Linked DNA regions of Homo sapiens: region 2 is linked to region 1. The links are chromatin contacts, found by Hi-C or POLR2A ChIA-PET in ENCODE. All regions are on one chromosome and are shown on one strand. The core of a region is the stretch at or near the end of the contact, and the rest is flanking DNA. Distances in the headings are between cores, read along the strand shown.

Region 1 (5,362 bases), core at 2,863-5,362:
TGTGCTATTTATGCACAGGCATAATTTAAAAATTGCCGATGGCATCTCCCATGTTAGATGACACTAAAATGTGCTCCTTTGGGTAGCATTACAAGTGTGGGGATGTTCAGGGCTCAAAATAGCCAGAACCTTTCTGCTCTTTGAAGTTGGAAAGCCCTGTTACAGACTGTCCATGAATCCTCATCATAAACTGCAGAGGGCTGACGGATGTTCTGGGGACCAGGATTTCTGGTCTGTTTTCTTCTCCTCAGTGAATTTATAACTAAGGTCTATAAATTATTTCATGCTAATTTCATTTTCTATGTGGGTCAGTGATCAAGCCTAAGGATACAGTCATAAAAAATTATGCGGATGCTTATATAAGCGGATTATTTTCTGAAATCACAGAACTGCTGACCTTTGGCTCATGACCAACATCGGATTTGTGAGTTTGTTCACTTGGCTTAAAATATAATATACGCAAGAATGCTTTCATGAATATATATTTATATCTATGTATAGCAGAGGATGAGCTTTTACGTAAGCAAGCGTCATGAAAAGCAGGATTACTATAATGTACCTATTATATTTAAAAGGATGCCGTGTCTTGTAGAATGTATGTCTAAAAGATGCTTTTTCACTAAAAGCCCAAGAACAGACTGAGTGCTACCTAAAATGCTGAAATGTCCTAATGCAGTGAAGCAAAGATCCTGAAACTGAGAGGTTTCACCTCCAAACCTGAGACTCCTTTGGGCAGAATTGATTCCCATTAACTATGAATTACATCTATTCAGGAGCTTGTGTGATTTGCAGCATATATATATATAATAAGATGAGCACATCAAATTCTATGCATTAGGGACAAAAGACTGGCTCTGATAATTAGTGCCATTACCTTACAGTGTTCTGACACAGGCCCTATGCTTGCTCACAGCATTCCTGTGACAGGTTGTTCCATCAACAGGCAGACTGGGATATATGGGGCAGAGGTATGGAGACCAGAAGGAGAGAGGGAGCACAAAGCCTGCATGTTTGGAGAGCTACTCTTCCTGTAAATATATGGATGTACATTATGGGTTAGCTTAGAACCAAGGACGCAGCCAATATGTAATGAGATACAAATGTGTCGGCTCCTGCACTTCCAGAAACAACAGCCCATACAGGTGCACCTGTGCCCGTGTGCCCTTGTGTGTGAACATACACATTATCTACCCACAAAAATTCACAAATTCACAAGAATACAGGTTCAGGAAATGTATACCTCACAACAACATAACATAAACAAAATATATTAACCCTTCACACAACTTTTGCCCACAAATTTTGTTGTGATCAGTGACTGAAATAAAATATAATTAGAGACTAAGAAAAATGTTCTCAGACTTACTGAAGTGCAAGATTCTGCAAGCACAAAGTTGCATACAACAAAATTTAATCATAAGGAATACAAAATCTGATAGGAAAAATAAGAAGATGCAATGATCTGTAATATAAAGTGTGAAAGCTATGTAAGGATATAGACAGAGGAGGGATCATTTTTCAGCTAGGATAATCATGGGAGGCATCAGTTATTAAGATTCTATATCTGGGCTTAATGCCCAGCTCACGGGATTATCAGTAAGTGCTAAATTAGATCATGTACATGAAGTGCTTACCAGGATGCATGGAACATAGTAAGCACTCAATATACAGAGCTTTTATTAGGAGTCATTTTACTTGGGATGCCAAAAAGAAGTGTCCTCAGCAAAGGTCCAGTGGCAGAACCACTTCATGCACCTAAGCATGGCAGTGCACAGCACCAGCTTCTGGAAGGTTTCATTCATGGTCATGATAGTGAGAGGTCAGGACTAGAGGGATGAGCTTGGGCCCTGTGAGAACTGACACTTACACAACCTTAGGGAGTCTCAAGTCTCCCTATAGGAAAGAGGGAGCCATTGCAGCTTTCTAGAGAGGGAGGTTCAACCGAATCAGAGCTCAGGAAACTTGTTTAGCGGTATCTTTGGGGGAAAAATGAGCTGTCTGATCTGGAGTAAGAAGTCCTGTCAGAGCTACGGTCAGTCTAGCAGCCCTAAATGAGCAGGACAGCCAGAGGAACAGAGAAGTGCCAGCAATTACTCCCTTCCCATTACAGTCCATTATTTTCTTGGCCACACTTAGAACAGCAAAGGGCTTGGCACATAAATAGCTTTAAGTATTTGTTCAATGAATAAATGAAGTTGCAAATAAGAGAGGAAATAAATGAAGGCAAATCACTTGATTCATCTAGGATTGTGAAATTGCACAAATCTGGATTTCCTGGACAAACTTAGTTTTGATGCGTCTGAAAATGTCCATCAGTCACACACAGGGCCAAAGTCTTGCATATAGAAGAGAGAAGTATAATTTGTTTGTAAATATGTCTGTGGGTAGAATTTTAATTATGTATTTATGATAAAAGTTAGTAATTTAAGTAAATTGCTCAAGTGTGGTCAATGACATTACTACCCAAGATATCCTTATCTTTTAATCTTATAACAAACACTCAACTCTCACACAACATTGCACTTTTTACCTTGGAGAAGAACACAAGCTCAACTACACCACAATTAAAGCAAACAGACATGTACAAATATTTTAGGTCCATAAAAAGACAAAAAAGCTTGGTAATTGTCTTTATATGTGTGCATTCTGATCCTAACATACCCTCTGTCCAAACTTCTCCATGATAATAGGAGACAGCATTGGCCTAACATCTATAGGAATGAATGCCCCCTAAATTTCTAGTCAAAATTACACTTAAATCTATGAAATATATGAAATACATTCTGTTAAGTCAAAACCCCTTAAAATTTTAAATTGAAATATAATTCACATGCCATAAAAATAATCCCTTTAAATTGCACAATTCAGTGGCATTAGTACATTCTAGACATTGTGTAATCATCACCATTACCTAATTCCAGAATATCTTCACCACCCCAACAAAAAAACCTTGTATCCATTAGCAGTCATCACTATTCCCTCTCCCCTCTGCTTTTGGCAACCACTGATCTACTTTCTATCTCTATGTATCTATCTATTCTAGACTCCCTAAAATTTTGTACAAAACAAGTGTAATAGATTATATTCCAGCTACTGCATACTGTAAAAGCATTTTTACATTAAAAATGGAGATGTGGCATCTTTAAAATGTCTTCAAACAGTTAGAAAATGAGATTCCGAATAACTCCAGTTTCCATGACCTTTTCACACAGAAAGTTGGTATATATATGAACTTACATGTGTGAGTTTATGAGTGAGTGTGCTTTTTACAGAGTGCAGTTAATCCCTTTAGAGATGTTTTTGCTCTGTCAGTTTCAGCTGAAGAAAACATGGTGAGAACCATCTTTGCCACCTTAAAGCCAAAAGTCCACTGAGCAGAATGGCTCACTTTGTTTCTATCAAGATTCTCTCTGCCCAGCTCTCTGTCTGAAAGATCATGAATGTGTTTGACCTGCACTGGTGAGATGAAATGACAGCCACTCCAGGGTCTCATGTGTGCACGATGTTCCTTCTCTAACACATTTCAAGCAAACTGATGACACGCTGTGGTGCTGAACTATGTCTCATGTTAACAAATTCTGGTTAGCTATCCTATTTCCACTCAAAATGTGGGGAGTCCTTTTGTTAATCTCTCAATACATTCAAGAGAAGATTTCACAGACAAGCCAGAATTTGAGCTAGACCTCCAAGGCCAAATTGGAAGTCTGTAGGAAGATGTTCACTAAAATGTAAGCAATGAATTTGGAATAATTTTTATTCTTATGCCTCTCTACAATTTAGGGGGGATCGCTACCTAAAAATAACAGTAACACAACAGGAATCACCCTGAAGCTTTACTCAATATGTTTTCTTAAGTAACTGCCTAGAAAGTATTCTGGGTTTCTGAGACCATTTTCCAAGATCCTTTGGAATTTAGAATGTCTGAAAATTGCATTTAGCCAAGGCTGGTTGCTCTGTAAAAATCTTTTTTGATATAATACCATTTGAAGATACCACTTGGAGGAAGCAAATAAAAGTGGATGACTTAGCAGGAAGCTGTCAGCTGTCAACATGCTACTTCTTAATATATCCTTGGGGCTTATGGGGTCATCCTTTGCATGGATTCCTGCTATTTTGGGCAGCGTGACTGGCTCAGATTCCAAGTCAAATGCTCCCACTGTTTGACCAGTAGGTGGCAGTTCAAAACAACATGAAACTAGTAAGTTCGCAGGGGTTTTAAGAAGTTTCCTCCTCATCTCTTATTATTCTCCAAATAAGATCCAGTTTCCAGTCCCACCTAGGAAGCTCAAGCCTTCACCTGCAGGGGCAGAGCCCCTCATGCTGGGAATGGCCAAGGGGAAAACAAAACAGAACACACTGCGCCTTCCCATGTGCCTTCCCCGGGATAGTTCTTTGTTTCCTTATGCAAGCTCCATGCCCACTGAGGATGCTTACCTCATTGGAATGCGTTCTGTTTTGGTGTTTGGCGCGATCAGAGGCATTTGAGAAAGCCTTGTTGCAACCTTCGTGCTCACAGACGTATGGTTTCTCTCCAGTGTGAGATCTCAAGTGTGTTTTCAAGTTTTCTAGTCTCGAGTAGGCCTTTGTGCAACCTTCAAACTGAGGACAACAGGTAAATCTGGATTACTCTGCACAATGGCAACAGCAGCTTATGCCTAACACGCCCTCCAAGTTGATGAAAAACTGATGTTTCAAGGGTCAGCAGCTTTTCAAAACCCAGGAACAAAAAGTCCACTAAACTCTGCATTTATTGGGATTCAGATGTAGCTTGGTGTAGTTCCAGATAAAGAGTTTTCAGTGCCAGTAAAAGTCCTGAAGTTTTTTTTTTTAATAGACCGCTCAATGTGGACAATGGGTTTCATTATCTGCTCATTGATCTCCTCAAATTCCCACTGATTTCAGATTCAGCACAAAGTTCATTAATATAGCTTTGTGTCCATACAAAGACATGGAATTTGATCATGTTTGTAAAGGGCCTTTAAGATGTAAAGTACCAGGGCTCAGCGTGCCCAGTGCGCCTCGTGGGCACCTCAGTGAAGAATGCACAACCTTGCGGCACCCCCTTCCCATTCCATACGCCTATGCCTGAGGACTCACTAGGAAAGGAAGGGAAAACTTTAAAACCTCGTATAGGGATTAGCTGTTTTAAAAGTCAACTTCAACTCTGTAAGTTGGAAGCTGGCACTTCCCTTTGCCTTCCAAGCCCCGTGGTACCATAAGCTGTTGGGCTGCGGCCAGCAGGGTGGCCCGCTATTCATTCCCAGTGCCAGCCACCACTGCCCCCTTGCCACTGTGCAGAGCTGCGCTGTCCAACTCAGTCACTCAAACACCGAGGCATTTATCACCAGACAATACTCTAGTC
Region 2 (5,362 bases), core at 1,445-3,944, 210 kb after region 1:
GAGATTGAAACCAAACTGAGCTATATAGTGAGAACCTGTCTCAAAAAAAAAAAAAGTTAATTAGCTGGGTGCGTTGGCACAGGCCTGTGGTCCCAGCTACTTGGGAGGTTGAGGTGGAAGGATCACTTGAGCCTGGGAGGTTGAGGCTACAGTAAGCCCCGATCATGCCACTACACTCAAGTCTGAGTGACAGAGTGAGACCCTGTCTCAAAAAAAAAAAAAAAACATGAAGAAGAGTATTAGCAATAAAATTATTTTAAAACGCTATTCACCCCATATCTAAGTAAACCCCAAATACATTTTCTTTTGAAAATGTTACAGTGAAGTTTGATATCTAGGATATTATTGTTTAATATTTGTATTAACAAGGAAGAAGAAATCAAGAATAAGTTTATCAAGTTTATCACTGAAGATGATGGCAACATAAGAGGAAAGGGTGAAAGTTCATTTATCATCATTCCTGTGGCTGCTGCTTGGTATTATTAATTTTCTAATAAGATTTTCATTATTTTTTAAAGCTGAGTAACAAAAGAAAATAAAAATCAGGCAATCATGCTAGATTGAATAGTGTCCTCCCCAAAATTCATATCCACCAAGGACCTCAGAATGCGACCTTATATGGAAACAGCATCTTTGCAGATGTAATTTGTAAGATGAGGTTATACTGGATTAAGGTGAACCCTAAATCCAATTAGTGGTGTCCTTACGAGAAGGCCAGCAGAGCCGGGCACAGTGGCTCACACCTGTAATCCCAGCACTTTGGGAGGCCGAGACCGGTGGATCACAAGGTCAGGAGATCCAGACCATCCTGACTAACATGGTGAAACCCCGTCTCTACTAAAAACACAAAAATTAGCTGGGCGTGGTGACAGGCACCTGTAATCCCATCTACTCAGGAAGCTGAGGCAGGAGAATCGCTCGAACCCGGGAGGCAGAGGTTGCAATGAGCCGAGATCGCGCCACTGCACTCCAGCCTGGGCGACAGAGTGAGACTCCATCTCAAAAAAAAAAAAAAAATAGGCCAGCAGACACTAAAATACACATAGAGGGGAGAACATCATGTAAAGATAAAGGCAAAGACTGGAGTGATGCATCTACAAGCCAAGCAATAGCAAGGATGGCCAGTGGCTCCCAGGAGATGGAAGAGGCAAGGAAGAATGCTTTTCTAGAGCCGTCAGAGGGAGTATGGGCCTGCAAACACCTTGGTTGCAGAATTCTGGCTTCCAGAACTGGAGAGAGTAAAACCACCCAGTTTGTGGTAATTTGTTATAGCAGCCTAGGTAAACTAACTAGGTGGAAAGGTCTCTATCCTGGCATCTATTGTATTGAAGACGACTAATAATATAAATACACACACCGCTGGTAAAGGGTAAGTTGAGTTAGCTCTTCTGAATATGTATTAAACCCTTAACATGTAACTATTTCTTGATCCAGCAATTCTACTTTAAGGAATTTATAAAAATAATCAGAGATAGGAACAAAAAATCAGCTACAAGGATAACCACCACCTGCTTTTATATCAGTAAAAAGAAAAGTAAAACATGAACACACCACAGAGATTATAGCAGCTTTATTCATAATTGCCAAAACTTGGAAACAACCAAGATGTCCTTCAGTCGGTAATAAATAAATACATCCAGACACTGGAATATTACTCAGTGCTGAAATGAAATGAGCTATCAAGTCATGAAAAGACATGGAGGAAACTTATATCACTAAGTGAAAGAAGGCAGTATAAAAAGTCTATGTACTATATGATTCCAAATATATGGCACTCTGGAAAACGCAAAACTGTGGAGATCACTGTTTGCTAGGGGTGGTAGGAATGGATGAGTGAAGAAAGGGAAGAACTGGTAGAGCACAGGGGATTTTGAAGGCAATAAAACTACTCTGTATAATACTATAATGGCAGATACACATCACTATCCATTTGTCCAAACCCACAGAATGAATGGACAACACCAAGAGTGTCCCCTAAAGTAATCTATGGACTTTGGGTGATAATGCGATGTCCATGTTGGTTCACCAGTTGTAACCAATGTACCTCTCTGGTGGAGGATGTTGACAGTGGGGGAGGTTGTGGCTGTGTGGGGGCAGGAAGGCATATAAGAAATGTCTGTATCTTCCACACAATTTTGCTATGGACCCAGTACCACTCTAAAAAATAGTCTATTTTTTAAAAAGAATGCCTTAAATAAGCAACAATAAAGGACTAATAAAATAAACTATAATCCAGCCAATCAATGGGATGTTTAGAAAAGAACAAACTTAGAACAATCATCAATCAAGAGAGAACATGCAACGTACAAAAATCCTAAACACATTCACACAACAGGGAGATGGTTGTAGAAAGTCACCCTATTTAAAAACAAGATAGAAACAGATATTAAACCACTAAGGTGAATGACTTCATCAATAGTTAGCATTTCAGAACTCCTTCCTGTATTGAGTACTAATCATACCCTTATAAAAGCAAGGAGTCTTTTGTTCTCCATTTTTAAAAGCTAATCAGGAAAAGCTGTAATCAGCCAAAATCAAAATAAAACTATCAGTGGAAGAAATAAAATATGGAAGGTTCAGATACTCTAACATGTATCTTCAAGCATGTAAAAGATTACTAAGAACACCCACTTTGTACTCTGATGGCTTTGAAGAATAAAGGGGAGGAAACAGGCTCAAAACACAGCAAGTAAGACCTGATGACACAGAAGTGAGAATGTTCTTACCAAAACTTGACAGAGTGCTGGAGTAAATTAGCAAGGATAGCAGGAGTCTCTCTTCCTCTCTGCTGATTATTAACAACAGGATGAATCATTTCCTTTCTTGGATTATAAGAAGCAAGTCTGAATCAATTACTCTTGAAGTATTTTCAAAATCTATCATCATCTAATATTATACCAAGATAGATTCGGATATATCCTATAATGAACATTCATGCCCAAGCAACACATATATGTGTGCATGGGCTCAACACACACACACACACACACACACACACACACACACACACACACACAGAGAACTATATTTTGCAATTACATAGGGAAAATGTTTAAAGGTATTAACATTTGCAAATAATATTACCAACAGTCATTTTATGCAGTAACAAAGTCAGCGGCATGAATATCATCTTACTGTCAAAAAAAAAAAAACAGTATATGGAATCATTTTTACAAGTTGAAAAAGGTAAGAAGTGAAAATAACAACAATGGCAAAAATAAGTTATGATCTGGAAAAAATGAAAACCATTAGAATTTATAAATATATCCCGAAGCAGGCTGTTTAGAGGATGGGGAACACAACAAACTAAAACACCACGGGCAAATCCACCCAAGATTAGAAAGACAGACAATACAAGCACAAACTGAAAATGGGGTGTAAACATAGACAGGAAAGAGTTGTTTGCTTTTTAAAAAAGTGTATTTCAAAATTCTATGCAATTAAATTTTAAAATCCTGATTAAATATAAGTGACCAGAATTGACTTAAGAACATATGAAAGACTCAATAACAATGGAAGAAACTGAAATAGCTCTTCAAAATTATTTCCAATAAAGGCTCCAGACTCAGACCCTGGTAGCGTTGTGTGTGAGTTTATTCAAACACTCAAGGGGCAGATGGTTTCATGTTGTGAAAACTTTTCTAGATTAAGACATATGGAAAAAATTGCAATACATTTTGAAAACAAATGCAATCTCAATACCAAATCTAGTATTGTGAGGACAAAAAAGAAAAACTAAAAGTCAAAACTATGTATGGACACACAGCAAAAATACTAAGATACTAAATACAATACTAGCATATCAAGTTATACCAAAGTCTAGAATCAAATAGACCTTATACCAGAAAACATGATTAGAAATATTATGAAAAAACATACAAAGATCATCAATAGGTCAAAGGAGAAAAATTATATATCATAAAAGCAAGAGATGATAAAAAGTAATTGATAAAATTTAATACTTTTTTTAAAAAAAAGAATGAAACCCAAACTAGAAAGACATTTCCTTAACCTGATAAAAAAAATAATATTAAAGTAACAGCCAAGATAGTTATGGTCATTATTAATCACTATTATCCAGGAAGTTGAAGCCAGTTCAATGTTACATAAAACAGAAATACACTATACAGCAACTGAAAGGAAAATAAAAATATTATTATTGGCAGATAGTATTATAGACTAATCTGGAAAGCACAGAAGATGTAACAGAAAAACGATAAGACAAATAAAACATTTAGTATAGCCATAAAGTTGAAAATAAACATGCAGAAATCCATAGCTTTTCTGTTCACCAGCAATTACCAGTCAATAAAAATAGATAATAATAGCCGGCCGTGGTGGCTCTCGCCTATAATCCCAGGCAAGGATTCATTCAATGAATCCATTGATCCATTGAATTCATTGATTCATCCTTTGGGAGGCGGGCAGATAACCTGAGGTTGGGAGTTCAAGGCCAGCCTGACCAACATGGAGAAGCCCCATCTCTACTAAAAATACAAAATTAGCTGGGCATGTTGGTGCATGCCTGTAATCCCAGCTACTCGGGACGCTGAGGCAGGAGAATCGCTTGAACTCGGGAGGCAGACGTTGCGGTGCCGAGATCACACCACTGCACTCCAGCCTGGGCAACAAGAGCGAAACTCCGTTTCAAAAAATATATATATATATATATAATATTTTTTGAACACATACTAACTGCCAGAAACAGTGTTAAGCCCTTAACATATTAACTCACTTACTTTTCACAATAACCCTATGAAGTAGATACCATTACTGTCCACCTTTTAAAGGTGAGAAAACCAAGACTTGGAAGAATTAAATATCCTGCCCGAAGTCTCACTGGTAGCCACAACAGAACCAGTAGTAGGTTCTGGCAGTGTGAATGCAGAGTCCTCATGAGAATCCATTTTACCATACTGCTCCCAATTAAGCCAAAAGGTCATACAAGCTAAACTGCCAAGAATAAACCAAACAATAGCCAAGAAAGACATGCGACCCATGCAAAAACATGAAAAAATTTAAACTTCTACAATCACAGAAAAAAAAAATCCTATTTGAACAGAGACATGTCATATTTCACAATAGGAAAATTGTACCTTATAAAAATGTCAATCCCCTTGAAAAATAATAGATTTAACACAATTCCAATCGCAATCTATAGAGATAGCATTTATTTTTGTTGATGCTGTGTTTTGCTTGGAGTGAGGCGGAGTTTAATGAGGTGACTCTAAAGTTCATCTAGTAAAAATGTGAGTAGCCAGCCAAGAAATTGCAATCATAGATACAAAAATGTCCTCTAAGATGCTAGTCACTGGAATCTCCACACTTGGGTCCATGCAGCATCTCTTCCTGACCATCAGCT

Evidence for each region. A loop is a pair of places that touch in the nucleus more often than their neighbours do. ChIA-PET counts read pairs that join two places held with the same protein, here RNA polymerase II (POLR2A).
Region 2: a map of Panc1 shows a loop between it and region 1 (3-fold over the local background). The contact joins two enhancer-like sites. A Hi-C loop is called at or near these places in 1 of 168 maps with a recorded cell type or tissue (Panc1). POLR2A ChIA-PET finds 5 or more read pairs at or near these places in 2 of 52 experiments (K562 and MCF 10A).

Annotation. Positions count from the first base shown.
Region 1 is chr7:41,973,124-41,978,485 of GRCh38, forward strand. It overlaps GLI3 (GLI family zinc finger 3), which reads right to left. Exons shown (of 15, transcript NM_000168.6): 12 at 4,435-4,599. Among named protein-coding and RNA genes, the nearest start is that of GLI3, 260 kb to the right of the region's middle. Within about 2 kb of position 4,113, at least 4 of the 41 ENCODE cell types and tissues checked have a DNase peak (open chromatin) inside an H3K27ac peak, as active enhancers do.
Region 2 is chr7:42,187,002-42,192,363 of GRCh38, forward strand. The region is part of intron 2 of GLI3 (GLI family zinc finger 3); the gene reads right to left. Among named protein-coding and RNA genes, the nearest start is that of GLI3, 48 kb to the right of the region's middle. Within about 2 kb of position 2,695, at least 2 of the 41 ENCODE cell types and tissues checked have a DNase peak (open chromatin) inside an H3K27ac peak, as active enhancers do.